Linked DNA regions of Mus musculus: region 1 is linked to region 2. A link is a loop called in an ENCODE intact Hi-C map of the cell type or tissue named here. Cell type or tissue: gastrocnemius. All regions are shown on one strand.

What was found. Hi-C counts contacts between places; a loop is a spot of excess contacts. Peaks named below come from ENCODE experiments on the same cell type or tissue, not always from the same donor. Only the 100,000 strongest peaks of a DNase experiment are listed, where the experiment ranks them.
Region 1: a loop joins it to region 2, with 4 times the contacts of the local background. A loop is called at or near these places in 13 of 42 quality-filtered maps.

The regions. Positions count from the first base shown.
Region 1 is chr17:86,749,067-86,757,066 of GRCm38, forward strand. Epas1 (endothelial PAS domain protein 1) reads left to right here and starts at 4,798. Exons shown (of 16, transcript NM_010137.3): 1 at 4,798-5,242. The coding sequence starts at 5,217. In gastrocnemius, CTCF peaks have their summits at 4,620 and 7,298; DNase peaks (open chromatin) are centred at 4,100, 4,517, 5,052, 5,186 and 3 more places; H3K4me3 peaks cover 4,485 bases; H3K27ac peaks cover 4,659 bases.
Region 2 is chr17:86,799,625-86,807,624 of GRCm38, forward strand. Epas1 (endothelial PAS domain protein 1) reads left to right here. Exons shown (of 16, transcript NM_010137.3): 3 at 5,569-5,720; 4 at 6,133-6,217. Among named protein-coding and RNA genes, the nearest start is that of Epas1, 50 kb to the left of the region's middle. In gastrocnemius, CTCF peaks have their summits at 3,270 (motif pointing left) and 4,236 (motif pointing left); DNase peaks (open chromatin) are centred at 1,883, 2,422, 3,040 and 3,232; H3K4me3 peaks cover 2,614 bases; H3K27ac peaks cover 4,899 bases.

The DNA of each region.
Region 1 (8,000 bases), 51 kb before region 2:
ACTAGGACCACTTGCTCAGGGATGACACTGCCCACAGTGGGCTGGGCCCTTCCATATTATTAATTAAGAAAATGCCCCTACAGACTTGCCTAAAGGGGACTCCAGTGGATTTTCTCAATAGAGCTTCCTTCTTCCCAAATGATTAGCTTGCATCAAGTTGGTTAAAAACAAATCAAAACTAAAGAAATACAATCATATACATTTACCAATTTAAAAACTATTTGGCGGTAACCAAAAGTATCATTATCACTTAAAAGCAGTCTGCTGGTTTCAAGGTTTTACCAGGTAAGCAAATGTGCACTCATAATCTAAGACAGGTACTGTTGTGCAAATGGGCTGGGTCCTCCAGGAGGGAGGGGACTTGACTGACGCATTATGTTTTCCCTGGAGTAGCACAACAAGTGGCTGTGGATCAATGACTCCTTCATTGGCTAAATGACACAGGGAGAAACCCAGCCTCTCCTTGCTACAACCTTATACCTAGATCTGGCAACAGAAGCCAGCAGCCTCTGAGTCACTGGCAATCCAGATGTGAAGGAGGAGGAGGAGGATTGGTTGTAACCAAATGGCTCTATCAGGAGTCAGACAATCCAATAGAAAAAAAAATTGTTTGAACCTTTTCTCAAAATCACAGACCCTCTTTAGAAAGATAACAAATCTTGAGTATATAAGCCAAAAGTCATAATGTTTAATGGCATCTATATAGCATGTGTTTATGAAATGACCTCAGGATGTTGGCCAGGAGCCACACACTGGAGTATGATTTTCTGGTACCAGAATTCAGGGTGAGAGAGTGAAGTTACAAGACAGGTTTTGTAAAGTTACAGAATGGGTTGGCTTCCGTTTGGAAGTGGTGTGTGTGTGTGTGTGTGTGTGTGTGTGTGTGTGTGTGTGTATGCCTTTTCTTGTTATTGTGACAAGATAAAGCAACTTAAGACAGGATGGGTTTACTTGGACATAGTTTGAGGGCACAAGCCACCTGCTGTGGGTAGTGTAATGGCGTGAATGGCTGTTGATACGCTGGGAGAACCAAGTAGCAGGTTGTTACATTGTGTTCATCTGCAGTGCGGTAGCAGAGAGATGAACACAGGTGTTTAGCTCACGTCCTCCTTTTCATTCAATCTGGGATCACTGTGTCTGGAAACCCCCTCAGAGTCAAGCCCAGAGCTGCGTTTCCAAAGTGATACTAAATCCAATCAAGTTGATAATGCAGATTAACTCTAGGGGGTGGGGGGGGGGGAGACTCAGAAAGGAGGAGCAATGGCTTTTCTCAAATAGCCTTTCCTCTCCGCTACCTCTCGTGTTCCTGACAGTCCCACACCAAATAACTGGTCGATGGAGACCAGAGTGGTGTTACATGAGACAGAATATCCCTAGAACAGTGGCAAGTACATGTTTTTAATGATTTAGAGTGTCTCCTTCAATTTCTGAGTTCTAAGGGCCCTCTCTTGCCTCTTCTTGATCCCATTGTGACAAAGAACTGAAGGCTTACCAAACACTAAACCAACAGCCCAGCCTTCCATGCTTACTCTGCTGAGCCCTACTCACTCTAGTCTGATTACAAACCATATCGGGGGCCATGCCTGTCACTCTGATGGGGACTACTGAGTCACCCTTCTCCCACCTTTCTGCTGCATCCCAAGTGCCAGCTTTCTGTAGCTCTGGAGGTTAACCCATTACCAATAGCACATCCTTCTAATGGGATACACTACAAAGATGGGAGGGGCACTAAAGTCTCGGGCTCACCTCCCCCTCCTCCTCCCCTTTTTTGAGACTAGGTATCACTGTGTAGCTCTGGCTGTTCTGAACCCCCCTCTGTAGACCAGGCTGGCCTAGAACTCACAGAGATCTGCCTGTCTCTGCCTCTCAGGTTCTGGGATTAAAGGTGTGGGCCAGCAGTGCCTGGCCAGTCTCATCTCTTAGTAAAATAGCTAGGCAAACATTCCTTTGATGTCACAGTCTTTGCAGTACCTCAGAGGGCTGAGACACGCGGGTGAGGAGACTTTCTAGGAGATGTGTGATCTGTGTACCCCCTTCCCCCGCTTTAAGCAGCATGAGAGTTTGACTTTAAGATGCCTTCTGCTGCTATGTGAGCCTAACACAGATGCTTCCAGAGACACTCATGTAAAGCTAAGGTCTTAGCCCCTCCCAAACCGTACCATCTTTATTCGGAGCTGCCCCCCTTTAGTTTTCCATGGAGGCCAAGACCTCAAAGAAGTCTATGTCTGGCTTACATGCTCAGCTCCTTACAAAGACTGCTGACACCATGTCTTCTCTGGAAGACATCTTAAGAGGTCTTTAGGCCACCTGGCTCTGCTCTATGCAAGTCTGTGTCTAGTCCTGGGAATCTTCGAGGCGCACTTAATTTGTAGGTTAGGAAGAGGGGATGCAACTAACATAGGGAAAGTTGAAGTATTCTTGAGTGACCTCTTACACCTCTCCCCTCCATCTCCCCCAAAGTGGGTTTCCCTGTATAACCCTGGCTGACTAGGAACTTTTTTTTTTTTTTTTTTTTTTTTTTTGTAACCCAGGCTGGCCCGTGTTGGGGGATGGTCTTGCGCTGTGTATTCTGATGCTGATTTCCACGCCAGGACAACTGGTTGCAGTCGGGACTTGGCGTGGTCAAGCATCTCCGGTCTTGATGTTATGCAAAAATTGTTTTCCCTCAGGACTGGAACTCTGCGGTCTGCCTGCCTCTGCCTCTTGAATGCTGGGATTAAGGGTGTGAGCCAGTATGTCCGACCAGAACCCCTACTTTAGAAGTAACTGTGAATTAGGGATTGAATCCAGGGCCCTTATCTTTCCTCTTAAAAATCAAAAACTTCTCAAACGAATTTCATAACCTCAAGGCTATTGAAATGTTCCCTGCGGGTTACAGGTATCGCCCAGTCACCTGTCAAGTACAGCTCAAATCCAGCAGAAGCTCTGGTGAAAAACAATGTCTGGGGCCTTGAAGCTGTCGAAGTGCTTAAGGTTTTTTATTGTCTGGTCTTTCCCTCCCTCCCTCCCTCCCTCCCTCCCTCCCTCCCTCCCTCCATTCCAATCTCAAGAGAATATATAAAATAAAGCAAACAAAATATGTTTATATTTTATTACTACTGTGTCTACCAATTTGAATTTCTTATTATTAAGACCCAGGGTGTCTGGATGTAGAAATGTCATAGGAAATCATCCACCAGCCTCCAAGAGTGAAAAGGGTCTGGTCTTTGAAATCACCCTCAGGTGTGTCAACTGATTTCCAAGTGCTCAAGCACTCATTCTTTCAGATACCTCCCCAAGACTTTCAAAAAGTATCCACCTTCTTCATGCTTAAACAAACTTAAAAATCGCCCCCACCCCAAGACACAGTCACACACACAGTCTCTGGTTATAATTTTACTAGGAAACTTGTGTTTAAGAATAGTTCGGGAAGCACAAACTTTAGATACCAGGGCAGCCCAATTTGAGGGACCGTGCTTTCTCCGCAATTCACAACTATGGAGCCCGTTGGCTCTTTCCCTAGCCTTCAAAAATCCATGGCTGCCCTTCTTCCTTCTGGAGATTTTCCTGCAGAAGTAGGAAATGGGAAAGTGTCTAAGATCAAAGCAGGAGTGGGCATCTCACAGGTGGAAAGGCCAAAGAACCCTCTGACTGCCTAGGGAAGAGGAGACTTCATAACACCACGTCCTGCAGTTGGCTGTATCCTTCGAACCCCGGAAGAGCACATCCAGTGATTTGGGAACACGCTATCAACACATCCCAACATCACACTCAGGAACTCTCTGGGGAGCCCACGGTGATACTGGGGTATTGAGAGCGGGCAGAGGCCTGAGGGAGCTCCAAGGCTCTCCTCTCAGGCATACACTTAAACCTAACAGTCTACCACGAGCACCTCAAAACCCACAAACCGGTTGAGGAAGACACAGGCAGGAGCAACCCTAGATCATTTTTGTCCCAGTTTCTCCCACAACTTTCTGCCACTCGGGACTCAGAAGTCAAGGTCAGTTTGGCCAAAGAGAGCGCACCTCCAAGGCAGACAAGAACAAGAGCCGACAGGGTCCTGGGGATCATTACCGCCGGCCGAAGGGAGCCAAGTGGATGGTTTAGGGGACTATAGCAGCACCCGGAAGCGGGGGGGGGGGGGGTTGGCTGGGCGCTCGCTGCACGCCCTAGCTGCGCTCGCGATCTCCGACCCAGCGCTCCTGCCCTAGCCTAGCTCTTAGGGGAAAAGTGAGGCTGAAAGGACACTGGCGCAAAGGCATACTCCGAACTTGGGTAGCAGATCCCCGCCATTACTCAGTCCTGCGCTAACTGCGCTTCCATTTGGAGTCCCATATAGTTACTCGCCACCAGCGACCTCAAAAACAAGTCGCAGTTCTGCGGAAGGAGGAGGAAGGGCAGGCGGGCGCCCGAGGAGCGCAGCTCCAGAGAAAGGGGAGGGACGGGGTCAGGGCAGAGGCTGTGGCCGCGCCTCCCTATTGGCCGGGACACGGTGGGAAGTCGGGGCAGGCAGCCAGCGTGCGGGGCGGGGCTTCTCTGGAGCCCCGCCCCCGGCCCGCCCCCAGCCCGATGTCCCACTCCCGCGCCCCTCGCGCCCTCCCGCGGGCGGGCCGTCCGAGTTTTTAAAGTGGGCTGACAGCCGAGGAGGCCGGACATTCGAGAGCGGCCGGTGTACAGCTCCGGAGTCCGCAGCGCTCCGCTCCAGCTCTCCTGAGGCGGCCGTACAATCCTCGGCAGTGTCCTGAGACTGTATGGTCATCTCAGCGGCCGCACTCGCTTGCCCCCGGATTTTTTTCCAACTTGCTCTCTTCGAGCCATTTTTTTTTCTTTTTTTCTTTTTCTTTTTTTCTTTTTCTTTTTTGGTTGGTTGGTTTTGATTTGTCAGATCCCAGAAAAGTGACTCCTGTTCGGGGCTAAACGGAACTCCAGGTCCCTTGTCGCTGCTCTCTCTCTCTTTTGGCGTCTTACAACCTCCTCCCACTCCTTTCCCCGGCCCCGCCTCCTCCTGCAGGTTCCTCCCCGTCACCCCCCTCCTCCCTCCTCCTCCTCCGCACCTAGCCAGCCCTCTGCAAACTTCCACCTGATTGAGCGGGACTCTCGGACCTGCGAGCACTAAAGACCTTTCACACCTGCCCGGGCGACAGAGAGCTGCGGAGGGCCACAGCAAAGAGAGCGGCTGCAGCCCCTACGGGGTTAAGGAACCCAGGTGCTCCGGGTCTCGGAGGGCCACGGCGACAATGACAGCTGACAAGGAGAAAAAAAGGTAAGCGGGAGTCAAAGCTGGCGACCGACTTGGTCCCAGGCATTGGCGGAACTGCGCGTGGCGGGCGCGACCCGGGGCAGTCGGGAGAGGGGTGCGAGAGTTCTCGGAGGCTGGAGGACCGCTGTTGAGGGGCTTTGAGTAAGCGAGTCGGTGATGCCTTTAGGGACAAGGAGCTGCGGTGTCGCAGTAGAGTTGCAAAGCGGATAGTTCCGAGACCTTGAGACACGGAGAGATGGCCCTGGAGGTCAGGGGTGCTTCCGCGGCGCCTTCCAAAGTCTGTCGTCCCTGGAGCACCAAGCTTCCCTAGCGAGTGTTTTGAAATGTTTCTGGGCTGATGCCCTCGACTCTTAGGGTTTCCATGCTGGAGCAGTAGACACGCCTTTCTTTTCCTAAGACCCTCTAGGTCTTTCCGAGAGCGTTCCTATGCGGGCTTTGCGCCCCAAACTAGCATGGAACAGAGGGCAAAGCGCAACTCTGGGGTGCGCCCTGACCGAGAAGCCGGAACACTGTCAAGGGTCCTGCTCCAGACGGCACCCAAGTTTGTTCAACCCCCTTAACCTTACCCTACACCTAGACTCCGGCAGAGAGTGGGGAGTGAGTGACCTGGATTGCCCTGCGGGGGCAGGTGCTCTAGTGTGCAGAGAGAAGACCGTGACACCCGGCGGCTCCGAGTGTCTGATTCTTAAGACGAAGGGCAGCCACGAAGGTTTGTCCTCGCGAACCTTTCGGCACTGGGTGAGAGGCAACTCGGGGCAACTCGCGCTGCCCTCGAGCCTCCTTCAATCCGCCCCGCATCTGGTGACTTGACACCCAGCTCTAGGAGCTGAGGTGGGAACACACTGTGACCCCGCCGCAGACCTGGGTACATTCTCGTCGCCTGCAAAAGTTTATAGCTGGCCGCCTGGCACTTTGCTCCTGTTTCGATCGGTGCGTGCCGTGGGTTAGAGCTTCCAGCACTGCGCTCCGTGGCGACTTAGCTGGGGTGTCCGGAATGGTACGCGTGACCGCAGAATGGCGCGAGCTGCCAGAGATCCGTGGCCAGACTGGAAAAGACTGGCGGTGAGGACCCAGCCCCGAGCAAACGGGCTTTTTGTTTGGGCTTCCACTTAGGGACATGAGCCAGGAACTGTGTATCCTCTGGTCGAAAGCTGCAGCTCCCACCTCAGGGCACCGATAAGGAGTTGATAAACTCCAGCGAATCGCACCCGTCCTGGCCCGGCGCCCGCGCCCTGCGCTGGCGGATCTCTAGAGGGGGAAGGTATTGAGTCCGGTTCTAGATTCCCCATTATCGCCCACCAAACAACTCTGAGGTTCTGTGTACTTTGAGGGTAGAGAAGGAGAAGCAAGAGAGAGAGAGAGAAAAAAAAAGACTAAGATTCTAGCTCAAACTGTAAAACCAGCCAGAGGGTAATCACAAACCATCAAAACCGCGAAGTTGGACAGCAGAGTAGCCAGGAGCACTTATTGAACACTTTATTACTGCCTTGTCTATGGGTGACTGTCGCGTTTGTCCGAGATGAGACCTGACAGTAATCAGTGTCAAGTGTCATCTTGCTCTTAGGTCTATCAATCCTTGGGAGAGTCAGGGATCAGTGGGGAAAGCTATTTCCATACCCAGCTTGCAGAGACTCTTTGCCGAGGGCTGGCAGGGAGTATAGTCAGAGCCTAGAAGAACGTTGCATAATGACACTACAAATTATCCACAACAGCGGCCACTTTAAGAACCAGTGTGACACAGACTGTGAACCTCCTAGGAATCTTCGGCCTGTAGTGCAGTGCCCCAGTGGTAGCCAGGCCCGCAGGGTGTGTGTGTGTGTGTGTGTCCAAAAAACAGGGCAAGCAGTGTAGGTTCAGTGTAGGTTCAGACTTCCAAAGCCTGTTAGGATAGTGGTTTTGAGATTCTGGTTAAATTGACTGACTTCTTGGGGGCATCAATATGTAGTTGAAAATTGTGAAGCAGGGCATCAAAAGTTAATGTCCCTTAAATGGCTGCCCAGAGCTTTCCAGAGCGCTTCAGGAAATCAATGTGAGCAGCAAGGGTTCCCGGATTGGTGATACCACCCACTAGTGGTTCAAGGGCCGGTTCTTCTCCAGGGCATAACTGAGCATTTGTATGGTTCCTTCTGGAAACAGCCCTTCCAGAGGCCAGAAGGCTTGTTTTAGTCCCAAACATCCTTGTGTGGGTGGATATATTCCTTCATGATAGTCAGGAGCCAGTCTTTTATTTGTTGGCTGGTTAGCAGACTGGGGGAGCCACAGCAAGCTCTCTTGGAGTTCTCATCAACCCAGCAGGATTCCTGATTCTAGGAAGAGCCAAGTGTGGATGCTCTCAAGTGGGGATTTGTAGAACAATTAAGATAAATGGAAGTGAGGTCTTTGGGTGGCCAGGAATCCAAGTCCAGGCACAAAGCTAGACTCTGGGTCCAAGTACCTTTCAGGAGTGCTTCTGGTATTTGGTGCCAGGGCAAAGATGGGCAAGGAATTGGAGATAGCTGGACCTTCAAGTTTTCTAACTGTGGCTGGCTTCTGATGGCAGCAGATTTAATTGTTCCTCTGTTAAAATAAACCCAAGGTCCATCAGTTTTCCCAGCCGAGGAGACAATGCTGGCTGGGCTTCTTGAGTGAAGCTTATCTCCTAACTAGTGTTCCTTCAACATTTGACAACAGTCTAACCTGGTAGAGCAGTGCTGTACGACACTATCAGCCTGGCATTTAAACTGTACTAAAGATGACTTTCTTAGAGTTTTGGTTTTTTTGT
Region 2 (8,000 bases):
TAAAGACTTCAACCTCCCTTCTTTTAGACAGGACCTCTCGCTCGACTCGAAGCTCACGATTTTAGCTAGGTTGGCTGGCTGGCAAACTCACAGGATCCTGACTGTGCAGGTCAACATTGGGGTTCCGGGCACACACAGCCAACCTGTCAATGCCGAGGACTCGAACTCACATCTTCATGCCTGGGCAGCCAGTGCTCTTATGCACTTAGCCACCCAAGTGGCTCATTGTTTTAAATTTTCACCTATTATATGCATGTGTTTGTGGAGGGGAGGAAAGGACAACTTTTGGGAGTTGATTCTCCCTCCCCACCATGGATAGGGTTCCAACCAAGTTGTCAGGTCTGAATAGAAGGCCTTTTTACCTGCTAAGCCATCGTTTCAACCCTGAACCATAGGTCTTTATGTTTTGTTTTTGTTGGTTAGTTGGTTTGGGGGTTGTGTTTGTTTGTTTGTTTGTTTGTTGTTTGTTTTTTGAGACAGGGTTTCTCTGTATAGCCCTGGCTGTCCTGGAACTCACTCTGTAGACCAGGCTGGCCTCGAACTCAGAAATCTGCCTGTCTCTGCCTCGCAAGTGCTGTGGGTTTTTTGTTTGTTTGTTTGTTTGTTTGTTTTATGTGACAAAAAGTTTAGAGGATCTTTGAGCAGATATCCTCCTGCACTTTGCTTATTGGTGTTGCTGCCATCTCTCTCAGAAACATTGTACACAGCTCTATCTCATTGGACCGCAGAGTCCATGAAACATTGTTGGATGATATGAAAGTCTAGCCTGTTGTACAAGTTATAGCTTTGAAGTAAGTCTAACAAAAGAAACGATGTAAGAGAAAAATCAGAGCGAACTCTAATGTCTTTGGACCCACCTTTTAGCAGTTACGTGTTACAGTGTTACAACATATACTTTCCCAACTCAAAACAAACTACAGACTCATTACTTAGGCAAGTGGAGTTTTGTATACCTCAGAGTTCAAACGCCTAAAAAATACCAGGCTTAGCGTTAGGGCCAGTTTCTTCTTTACTTAGCAGCACACTTCCTTTGATTTTCACAGTAGGCTGCAGTGTGTGGGAATGTTGGGGAGGAAGCCTCCGCGCTGAGAACTCCAGGCTGAGTCGGGCCACAGTTGAGATTCATATCACAGGAAACAAACCGAAACAATAGCTTTACGATACTTGCTTCCACACTGGCCCAGGAGGACAGAACACACTGTGGCGGGAACATGGGTGGAAATATCACTTGATTGTCTTAAATCCAGATGAACCCTGCGCTCTGGGGCTGAAGTGGAGTCGCTTCTGCGTCCCAAGAGCTTTAGACCGCAGTAAATGTATAGAATGTGCATTCGCCCCAATTCTGATTTGAGGCTTCCCAGACTCATATGTAAAAAAATCAAATTCTCATTACTGCAGAGTTGGAGATCAGCACAAAGCCAGGTTTCTAGACATAAATGTCAAGTTTATTTTTGATTATTTTGATTTGAATTTGTTTATGTTTTATTCCTGGCATTTGCCTAGTGAAGTCACACAGTCTGCTCAGGATATGATTCTCCGATCCCTGAGACATTAAAATCCAGGACATGGTTTTAAAGCTTTCACCATGACTTCTCAGGAAAAGTGGGACAAAGGGGACAGAATTACAGCAGCAGATGTGATTTCTGTGCCCTCCTATGCCTTGTGGTAAGACCTGTTTTCCCTGGTTTTCAGCCCAATTGTTTTACTGTCCCACCTCCCCCGGCCCCACCTATACTCAAAATCAAGGCCTTTTCTGTCCTGTTTGGAAGGAGGCCAGTAAGATGATTCATGCCAGGATGTTACTGGCTGAGAGCAGCCAGCGGTCCCTTCAAGAAAGTCTAACCTTGCTTATAGCATTCTCTTAAAGCAAAGAGTCTGGCCAGTCAGCGACAGTCACTGACTGTAGCGCCCCATAGCATTTTATGAAGGCTAGCGCAGCAAGCAAGGGTGGGGGAGCAGGTGTGAAAAGAACAAAATAAAAATCTCCAATGCTGGACTTGTGGGGCACACCAGGAGAGCAGCAGCAAGGCCAGCTGAGATCTATCACTCTGCAGAAAGTGTGAGATAGCCCCAGCCTGCTCACAGTGCGGCATAAGGCACAGTAAGTGGCCCACACTCTTTATGTTTGCCGTCAGTATGCCCGGAAGACGCGTGCACAGCCTTTGAAAGGAAAGACCCTGCGGAGATAACTAAGTAGCAAGCACCAGGGAAGTAGGAAACCTGTATCGGAGCTTGTTAGGAACAAGGAGTTTCTTGAAGATGGAAACATCTAGAAGGATCATCCGGGTGAAGTAAGAAAGCAGCAGCCTTACGGCTGGCACAGCCAGGCCTCAAAGACCCAGTTAGAAGCCACCTGCTCTGCCACCTGCTAGTTCACACAAGGCAAGTGGCTCTACCATACTGGTGTGCCACCCAACATGGGCGGTGCTGCCTAAAGGAAATGAGCAGTGCTCCGGAAAAGGCCCTCCACAGCCTTCTCAGCGGCACATATCCTGGCGGTGGGAGCCATCAAAGCCTGTTTACTGGGGCTATTTTTAGCATTAAAGAATTTCGTGGTCCTTCTCAAAGGAGACAGTTCGTCTATACCAGTTCTTTGAGATTCGAACCCTGACAGATTCTGGGAAGCAAATGGCCAGGATGTAGAACCTGAGCTATTTAGACCACCCAGCCCAGTTCCTTAGCAAGCACCTACTTTATTTTGTACCAATGGTTTGCTCTCCGTTGTTATCAGCATCCCCAGGAGGGGCTTAGGCTCTTCGACAGATGTCTTCCTGGCAGTTTGTTGGTTCCTGAATTGCACCCTTCCTTGCAGTATCCCCAGCTCTCCCTGAGACAGGACTGAGTGTGTAATGAGTGCTGTGAGCCAGGGAAGCCATGGAGGAAAAGCCTTAGTAACTGCAGGGAGGGAGGGAGGTCTGGTGTGCGCAGCCGCCAGGCATAGCAGTTTTTAGCAGAATTGTGACAGGAGGCTCAGGGCTCTGGGTGCAGCAGGGGGATGTCTGCCTCCCTCTTGGCTGGGAGTGACCTAGCCAAGTTCCTTCAGAGACTCCCAGGAGGACAAGCAGGTGCTAAAAGAGCAAATAGTTCCACTGAAGGAAGGGGCCACACCCAAGCTGGGCTGCTCTAGGGTCGCAGGGAAGGGGTGGGGGAGGGTGCTATTGGCCATTGTGACTTCAGTCTCAAGATGTTCCATGTCTGTGGCCCCAGACACCCTTCTCCCTCCTCTCTAAAGGGCAGTCCACCTGCCACTGTAGCCAATTTCGCCACCTCCTGGAAGTAAGCGTGCTGGACAGTTCGGAAAGGCCGCTTGGCTGTGCCGGGCCTGTTAAAAACAGGAAACTTTAAGCAGAACTATTTTCTCTGGGTCTAGTTAACCCCGATAGGTTGTCTTGGGATTACTCCAGATTTTGAAGTCAGTGTTGCCACTGAGATCAAAGAAGCTGAAGTGAAAATAAATTCTCAGTAGGCCTCAGCACTAGCCTCTGTCTGTCTGGAGAAAGTAGCCACCTCGCCCTATAACCCAAATGCAGCTGAAACCTTCTCCGGGCATGTTTCCGGGGTCAGGCACCCTTTGCCCAGACTGGCTGGTTTTCCTGACGTGGGGGATAGTCTTCAGCACGTGGTCTCTGGAGCGACAGCTTTGACACCCTCTGAACACTTTTTGTTGATGTTGTTGTTGTTGTTAAAGGAAGAAAAGGCACTTTTTCAGCTTCCCTGAATTAGGAAGGAAGCCTGGGAGGAGGTAGAACCTTCCAGCACCACCCTGGGTGGGGTGCGGCCTCCTCGTACTAGCCAGGTCTTGGGCTCTGAGCTCAGCTTAAATTTTCAGCAGAGGGTTCCACGTTTTTATTTTACTTTGCACAAATCCCGCAAGTTGCATAGCAGTCCTGGGCCCGCCAGAGGTCCTGGCCCACCCACTCAGCCTTGGCTAGACTTGAACTCACTATGTAGACCAAGATGGCCTGGAATTCACAGAGATCTACCTGCCTCTGCCTCCTGATAGCTGGGATTAAAGACCTGCTCTAACACACCTGGTTAAATCCAGATTTCTAAAGCACACACATATTTGACATTAAATAATGAACAAGAAGAGGGCATAGCCTGTGGTCTGAGGATAACAGCCAGGAGCCGGAACAAGAGCTGAGCTTAGATTGCAGAGGTGGACTTGGTAGTCCAGGACACACAGAGTGCATGGTTGGGGGTAGAGTTCCCCCACAACGCCCCCTAGTGTCTGCCTCTTGTCCCTCACGGCTTTGTGCCTCTAAGTTCCATTCTCTTTCGACTATTCTATGTGCTATCTATCCCCGGACTTATGTCCCCAAAGTGGTGCTCTGAGAAGCCACCTCTCTGCCCCTTGACTGGAAGAGAAGCTTTGGGACACTGGGCTCCCTTATTGTCCCAGTCTCTGATATTGGGCCATGGATCTTCTGCCTCTAGCTGGCCTCTTGTCTGTCCTGGGAGGAAGGCTGTCTGTGTGTCCTGCAGTGGTGGCCCAATCCTGTCCAGTTGCCTGACAGACCTCTCTTTCCATACTCATGTGAACTCACATTCCAGGTGAATTAGCAAATTGCTCTTTCTAACTCTATGAAGAATGGAGCTGGAATTTTGCTGGGGATTGTGTTGAATCTGTAGAATGCTTTCGGCAAGATGGCCATTCTCACTATCTTAATCCTGCCAATCCATGAGTGTGGGAGATATTTCATGTTTCCTCTCCATCCTATGTCTTCTTTTTTAGAGTCATCTCTCCTCTGACTGCTGGAGCTTGTGCTCTCTGTACCCCTTCTTTGGTACCCCATGGTAATGTGCGTGAGGGCTTATTTAGCTTTGTGAGGTTGTGAGCCACGAACTCGCCACCTTGGCTCTGATTTGAGATAGTAATGGTGTCTTAGAGGAGGGAGCAGATGAGGTAGAGCTTGTAGTCGTTGATATCACTTTAAGCAGTTAATTTACTTAACCTTACAATTCATGAAGATGGGAATCGCTATCCTGGTTTGCTGGTGGAGGACTCCAGCGTTCAATCGTTACCCAAAGTCATAAGCAAGTGGGAAGCAGATGTAGGAATAGATACAACATTTGACTCCGAAGCTTGTGAGGTGGTTGAACGTGGCCCTGCACTTAGCTCCTGGGGCTTCCTAACATTCTAGACATCATAGCCTTTGGAAAAATGGCTTGACTCAGAAGTCTTGCACTATAAAATGAGACTGCAAATGGTACATGCCTTGTGCGTTATTGAAAAGCCAATGTAGAGTGTTTAATGCTGGGTCTGTCTGTGGTTGATGTTCCACTTACGTTAGCAGCTAAAATAACTGCTGCTGCTGCTGCGAGGTCTAGCATTCTATCTGTAGCCTCTACCCCCAGCCTTCCTATTGGTACAGCAAATTCTGCTACCACAGAAACCACGCTGTCCCACAGTCATTGTCAATGTGGCCTGGGTGTTCCACCAGGCATGTGGCAAATGTTAGATGGTTGGTAGTGTGCCTTTCCCTGTGCCCTGGAGCCATGCCTGTCCCCTCGGTCATGTCTGTTTTAACACTCGTGCCCCTGTTGTTCATTCCCCTCTCTCTCCAGTCTGCTCTGAAAATGAATCTGAAGCTGAGGCCGACCAGCAAATGGATAACTTGTACCTGAAAGCCTTGGAGGGTTTCATTGCTGTGGTGACCCAAGACGGTGACATGATCTTTCTGTCGGAAAACATCAGCAAGTTCATGGGACTTACTCAGGTGACACCCTCTGCCTCGTTCAGTAGGAAAAACATGTCTTTATTTGGGGATAGACACTAACGGGGGGTCCTAGGCATAGTCTTACTTGACTTTTCCTTATGCATTCCCATATGATGATGACAGTCCTTAGGACTTCCCAATGTCATGGGGCTTGACATTCCTTGTGGCTGCCCTGACAGGTCTCTTCTAGCTAGATTAACTTGGCAAAAGTATAAATCAAGCCCTTGTTGCCATCAACATTGCTCTGATACGTCTGTAAGTCCATAGACCCAATATTGACTGGAGACTATTGATAACCACTCAGTTCATCCCCCTGCCTGTCTCTGAATGCAGACATTATCCTAGCTTCCTCTTGGAGTCCGAATGACTTCATCACTAGGAGTAACAGCATCTGGCCTTGCTTTTGAAACAGGTAGAACTAACAGGACACAGCATCTTTGACTTCACTCATCCTTGCGACCATGAGGAGATCCGTGAGAACCTGACTCTCAAAAACGGTAAAGTGTTCTTCTTTGTTTGCATTCTTCTCATGACCCCCAAAGCCTGCACAAATAGCCCAAATGGATTATGTTCCATAGATACAGTTGGACTAGCTTCTGGGTGAGTATGCAGCTGTTGAGATGAGGCCCAGCACATAGAATAGCTCCTAATGGCCCATCCATGATGCCTGATGTCACACTACGAGGTCAGGGTGCCATCTCTAGGACATTTCATCATCACCTGAGATCAATCATCTCCGCCAAGCGACACCACCCAAACCAATAGCTTCATCTATGCCTGATTATTTATGGGAGCTACAGGTGCCTTTTGTCGTGTATCAAGCCACCCAACACACAGGCTTAAGCAATCTCCCACATTTCTGGGGATTCTGTGGGCAGGTCTCTAGCTCAATGTGACATCAGCTGGATTGCAGCCATCAGGGGCTAAACTAGGTTGAAGTGATTAAGATGGCTCACCTGGTGTGCTGCTGGGACAGTGACCACAGCTCTCAGTCTATGGAGCCTCCCGGTAGCCTTCTTCATATGAAGACTCCAGAGCAACCATCTTGTATGACAGCTCAGGCCATGCATCTTCCTTCTCCCCTGTAAAGTGCAGCTGCAGAAGCCTACAGACCATCCTAGGCCCTAGCCCTGAAATAGGCATGTCACCACTTCTAACCCTATTCGGCTGGCGAGGGAAAGGTTCAGGCTTGCCCTGTGTCTCAGGTCCGTGTCAAGAGGCATGGCCCTTAGGATTACCACTGAAGAGCAGCTATGACGGGAATGTGGAGATTTTCAGAAGAACTAAAACTTTGGTGCTGGAGAGCTGGCTCTGTGGTTAAGAATACTGGCTATTCTTCTGAGGACCTAAGTTGACCTCCCAGGTTCTTTGACTGGTGGTAGGTCACAACTCCAGCTTCAGGGAGATCCAGGGTCCTCCCCTAACCTCTGCAGGTATCTGCACAAATATGCCCATAAACACAAAGGTACAAACTTCAGCAAATCTTTCCAAACCACACGAAAGGAGCCATCGCTGTAGGCAGCAGTGGCTTCCAATGACTGGTGAGATCCTCTTGAACTTGAGAATCTATCACCAGTCTGGACAGACTGCCCACATCAACATCTTGTAAATCTGTCACCTGTCACTACTATGGGGTGTGTGCTCATCCAACCTGAATAGCAAAGGCAGTGATGCCACGCCTGCGAGGCGTGTTCTCGTTGCCTTGTGTGCTGCAAAAGGGGAGGCTTTGTTGGCTCACCTCTCCTGTTGGTACAGAGTACTGTAATCCACACTCAGACTTACAAAGCTTTGTAAAATTATAACCACCTCCCTTTCCAATGCTGCCCCAGCCTCTCATCTGCATTGCTGCTTCCTATCCAAAGACCTTGGTCAACTGGCTTCCAGAGTACATAGGCTGGGGACCACCATGAGTTTATTTGTCTTGCCTGTGGTGCCAAGAAACCCTAGGCTAAGCCACCCAACACATAGAATGATTGGTTCTTGATGGTGAAGGGGCTATTGATCACAGACCTGCGCCACCATACTTGGCTTTCAGAAGCACTTCCTAAATCGGTGTCTCTCGTTGCTTCTCTTCTAGAGAACACTGCTCCCTGGGTTCTTTGTCTCAACTCAACTGCTGACCAAAACCTTTGTTTGAGCATCTGTGAGCTGAACTAAGAATCTCACTCCTGTGCTGTTCAAAGTCTTTCTTTTCAAATCGATGGCAAAAGATGAGGCCAAATCTAGGATCTTTTTGCTTTTAGGTTTCTCTGACTCATAGCTGAGTGTCCTCCACTTATC